Linked DNA regions of Homo sapiens: region 2 is linked to region 1. The links are chromatin loops, found by intact Hi-C in ENCODE. Cell type or tissue: PC-9. All regions are shown on one strand.

Evidence for each region. Hi-C counts contacts between places; a loop is a spot of excess contacts. Peaks named below come from ENCODE experiments on the same cell type or tissue, not always from the same donor. Only the 100,000 strongest peaks of a DNase experiment are listed, where the experiment ranks them.
Region 2: a loop joins it to region 1, with 4 times the contacts of the local background. A loop is called at or near these places in 2 of 110 quality-filtered maps.

What each region holds. Positions count from the first base shown.
Region 1 is chr5:159,825,423-159,827,922 of GRCh38, forward strand. The region is part of intron 2 of LINC01847 (long intergenic non-protein coding RNA 1847); the gene reads right to left. Among named protein-coding and RNA genes, the nearest start is that of LINC01847, 45 kb to the right of the region's middle. In PC-9, no CTCF peak of the experiment used is centred here; DNase peaks (open chromatin) are centred at 389 and 1,179; H3K27ac peaks cover 2,500 bases.
Region 2 is chr5:159,986,040-159,988,539 of GRCh38, forward strand. It overlaps a transcript of ADRA1B not described here. Among named protein-coding and RNA genes, the nearest start is that of TTC1, 22 kb to the right of the region's middle. In PC-9, CTCF peaks have their summits at 1,503 (motif pointing left) and 1,708; DNase peaks (open chromatin) are centred at 1,102 and 1,442; H3K4me3 peaks cover 1,057 bases; H3K27ac peaks cover 774 bases.

The DNA.
Region 1 (2,500 bases):
AAAAGAGTGAAGCGTCTGGAAATTTGCCCTCTTATTCAACACCTGAGGGGCTCCACAGTTAATATTCACCTTCAGCAGAGCTGACCTCCTGGACCTCATTTTACCCTAGCCCTGTTTCTTTGCCACTGGGTGCAGCTCAGCATGAAGAGTGCATGAGTGAGAGCCACGGGCCTCCTTAGGGGAAAAAGAACAAGTACTGCCCAAGTTGCTACATTGCTCATATGCATTGTTACCCTGAAAGGGTCACAGTCCCTTGCCTCTACAGGGAGTGGGGGATGAGGCTGCCTTGGTGTGGCTCAGAAAACATATTGAGGCTTGGCAGCACCTGAGAACATTTTGAAAAACTTCCCACCAGGTTTTATTTGTTTTGTTCACAGGCCCTTAAAGTTAGCAACAGAAATCACCTCTGAGGGCTTGGTTCCTGATGGCTCTCCAGTTCCCAACAGCTGTGGAGGGCCTCTCCTGGCCCATTTCCCTGACCAACCACTCCCTGCCCCTGTCAGGCCCCTCCCACCTCAGAAGAGGCCACAGCCGCAGGTCAGCTCCAGGCAAAGGCACAGGGTAATTAGAGGCTGCTAATCACTACCACGATAATAATACTAGTGAGTTAGGGAATGATTCACAGATACCAGACACCAACTTAAATACATGTATCCTCTCATCTAATGGTCAGAACAACCCACAAAGGAGGCATAACTATTTTCTTTATCAGATAAACTGAGGCATGGAGAGCAACTCACCCAGTTGCACAGCTAGTATTTGGCAGAACCTGGATGCAAACCTGGCTCTGATTCCAAAGCCGAGGCCTCTTGGCCCTCCAGTCTCCCATTTCTCAGCGCTTCCCTTGGGGAGTTGCCTCTCCTACTGCCCCCTCAGGTACCCAGCCCCCTGCACCTAGATTTTATCATGTAAGCATCCAGTTCTTCCCATATGCAGCTCCTTTGTCTCAGTTGTGTCAACTAATTTTATTACCCTGGGTAAATCCCTTCATTCGCCTGGGCCTCAGTTTCTTCATCAGTAAAATGGGGATGCCCAGTCTGTCTTATAAAGTCAGTCCAGGCACTAAATCAGTTGGTGTGCTCCTGCGGCCCTGGGAACCTGGGATGGGCACTTAACTGTAAAGTCTTCTTATGACAATGCAGAAGTGACTCATCTGGTGAGCAGCCCAAGCCCTTCCTGTAGGCAGTGAGCACTCAGGAGGTTTCCACAAATAGATTCAAGCAACAGGTGTCTGCACCCTGGGTAGCTCGGTACCTGCCAACTCTGCTGGCAATGCTCGCTCTGGGCTCTTTCCACAGAGAGAGGTCACATTCCATGGCCCAGCAGCCCAGCACAAGGAAACAGCCCTGCCCACACACAAGGAAAAGTGGACATTAAGGGTTCTGCTTGTTTTTAAAAGGCTTATGGGCCTCCAAGGCAGAGGAGAGAAGAGCAGGGAGACCAGGTCTAAAGTGAGGGTGGAGACTCTCCTTGTTCCTAGCTGTGGAACAGAAGCACTGTCTCCCCAGGGTGGAGGCCAGCAGCTTTCCCAGCAGGCAGACTATGAACTGCTCTGCTCAGACTTCAGACTTGGGTCTGGCTTAAAAGGAGCACAGAGTCATATTTGCTGGATTAGTTTCCTAGGGCTGCCATAATGAAGTACCACAGACTGGTGACTTAGAACAACAGCAATGTGTTGTCTCACAGTTCTGGAGGCTGGAAGTCCAAGACCTAAGTGTTGGTGGGGCCATGCTTCTCAGAAACCTGTAGGGAAAAGATCCTTCCTTGCCTCTTCCAGCTTCTGGTAGCACCAGGCGTTGTGAGACAGGATCACTCCAGGCTCTGCACTGTTTCTGCTTGGCATTCTCCCTGCTTTACCTCTGTGCATGTCTACCTCTGTATCCAAATTTCCCCCCCACAGTGTTTGTTTTTGTTTTTTGTTTTGTTTTGTTTGAGACAGGGTCTCACTGTGTCACCCAGGTTGGAATGCAGTGGTGCACTCTCAGCTCACTGCAACCTCCACCTCCCAGGCTCAAGCGATCCTCCCACCTCAGCCTCCTGAGTAGCTGGAACCACAGGCACACACCACCATATCTGGTTAATTTTTTGTGGTTTTCATAGTGAGAGTTCCACCATGTTGCCCAGGCCGGTCTCGAACTCCTGAGCTCAAGTGATCCGCCCGCTTCAACCTCCCAAAGTGCTGGGATTATAGGCGTGAGCCACCGTACCTGCCCTTCTTCTTATAAGGAAACCAGCCATTTTGGATTAGAGCCCACCCTAATGATCTCATTTTAACTTGATTACCTCTATAAAGGCCCTATTTCTAAATAAGGTCACATTCTGAGGTACGAGGGAGTAGGACATCAATATATCTTTTTGAGGAGACACAATTCAATTCATAACACCTGCCTTCTTTACCCTGTGTTTAGTGGGGAAAAAATGGGGGCTCAAAAGATTTGAGTTTGAGCCCCAGTTCTGCCAATAACTGGCTACTTGGTTTTGATGAGTGATTTTGACCACA
Region 2 (2,500 bases), 160 kb after region 1:
AGGGCCCCCAGAAATATCTAGGGAGCCTTTTTAAGAGGGCCTGAGTTTCACAGGTGAGGACTAATAGACAGATTTTCTTTTAAGAGACAATGCTCACCCAGGCTGGTATGCAGTGACACAGTCATAGTTCACTGCAGCCTCGAACTCCTGGCTCAAGGGATCCTCTCACCTCGGCCTCCCAAGTAGCTGGGACTACAGGTGCATGCCACCATGATCTTCTAATCTTTAAAATTTGTAGAGACAGAGCCCCACTATGTTGCCTAGGCATATCTCAAACTACTGGCCTCAAGTGATCCTCCTGCCTTGGCCTCCCAAAGCACTGGGATTACAGGTGTAAGCCAGTATATCCAACCTAGACAGAAAATATTGATTATTCACACTCACGTGACCTAATTTGCACCCTCTGACTTGTGAGACTAGAGAGAGTCATCTTGGAAAAGAGGTGTGTGCTCTGAGGCTGGCTCTTTTATTTGAACCGACAGCTTTTAGTACCAAGAGCTGGAGCTGTGATTCTCAAACTCAGAGAGGAGAAGAATCACTCAGTGAGCTGATTAAAAATACCGACTCACAGTCACCTCCAGCCCCGTCTAACGGATTTAGCAGATAGAAATAAGACCCAGTAATCTGCGTTTTAAAGAAATGATACAGTTGGTCCATGGACCAGATATTGAGAAGCATTGCACAGATGGTCAGTGACTCAGGAGGGCTCGATTTACGATCTATCCACTTTACGATGGGTTTTTGGAGACGTTAGCCCCATCGTAATTCCAGGGGCATGGGTGATCCAGCTTACATTGCCGGGTAAGGGCTAGGTTTTACTCCCCCCTCAACGGCGCCTACTGTCTTAACAGGGTCCACTTTGCTAAACACCGAGTTGGAAAAGCAGCTTCCTCTCTTTCCCAATCTCTGATGGTGCTGCTTCCAGGTGTAACTTCTACCTGCCCTCTGCCTTAAGGGTCCCTAGAACCCAGGATGGCTCCAGAGAAAGTAAGCTTGTCATCGACCCGTCACTTCCCAGGTGGTTAACGTCCACACCCTGCCCCCAGCGGCGGGGGAGCCGGGCCTACGGGCTAAAGGACGGTGTTGTAAGAAGCTGGACGAGCCCGGTTCCAGAAACCAAACAGCAGTTGTTATCATGCCTTTTAAATCACGCGTAGAGGTTTCAGTTTCTTCCTCTGCAGGCCCGTAAATATTTGCCTTCGGGTTTCTGTGTTTTCTGCCGTTGCCAGGAGCTCCGATCCTCCTGCGGCGGGGGCGCCCAGGTGCGCGGGTCTCTCCTGCGGGCTCAGCGGGCCGGCGCCGCGGCGTCTCCAGCAGAGCGCAGCAAAGAAGACGAAGCCTCCTGGGGCCTTTCCTCGCCGCCTGGAGCGGGGCATCCTTCCTCCTTACGTGCAGAGACTGGGAAGCAGCTCTTTAGACACTGCAGTGACCGAGCCCGCTCCACGCCCCTTTCCCCTGAGCAGGTGCTTGACGTGGGGCAAGCTCGGCGTTGAGGTGGACCCGCGCGCCACCCGCTGGCCAACGCGCCTAAGCGACAGGAGTGCAAAGAAACGAGGCTGCTTGGCAATTCAGCTGGTGCGGCCCTGCGGCACTTCCCTTATTCCTTCATAGATGCAGTCAGATATTCTAGAATTCTAGGTTAGGAATGCTTTAACCTGGGGTCCGTGCGCTGGCTTCAGGGAATCTGGGAGCTCTCTAAAATGCTATAAACAATGTAATATTTTTCTGGAAAAGGGGTGCACACTTTTCATGAGTCTGACTAATTTTATATGGTCTATGGACCAAGTGCCAGGCAATGTGCAAGCCATTGGTGGTAAGTAGTGATCAAGCAGACGTGTCGCTTCTCCTCGTGGACTTTGTAGTCTTTGTGGTAGGCTGAAGAATGCCCCCCCTCGGCCGGCCGCCCAAAATATGTTCACATCCTAATCCCTGGAACCTGTGAATGTTACCCGTTATGGCAAAGGGGACTTTGCAGATCTAATCAAGTTAAGGATCGTGAGATGGGGGGATTAGCCTGGATTATCCTGGTGGGCCTGATATCACAAGGGGTCTTATAAGAGGAACACAAAAGGAAACAGACAGAAGACAATGTGACAACAGAAGCAGGAGAACAAAGGGACGGACATTTTAAGATGCCACACTGCTGACTTTGAAGATGGGAGACTTTGAAGATGGGGAAAGGAGGCCGTGAGCCAAAGGATGTGGGCAGACTCTGAAAGCTTGAAAGGTCAAGGAAACAGCTTCTCCCCAGGAGCCTCGGGAAAGAATCCCACTGCTGACACCTTGACTTTAGCCCAGTAAAACTGACTGTAGACTTCTGACCTCCAGAACTGCAAGAGAATCAATATGTTTGTTGCTTTATGCCACTATTTTGTAATGCTTTGTTACAGCAGCTTTAGGAAGCTAATATGCATCTCAGCAGGTGTCAGACTCTAAAAGTGGTAAGAGACCACAGTCCTTTACAATGCTGAGATTCTCTGTATCACTGGCCCTTCCCCTC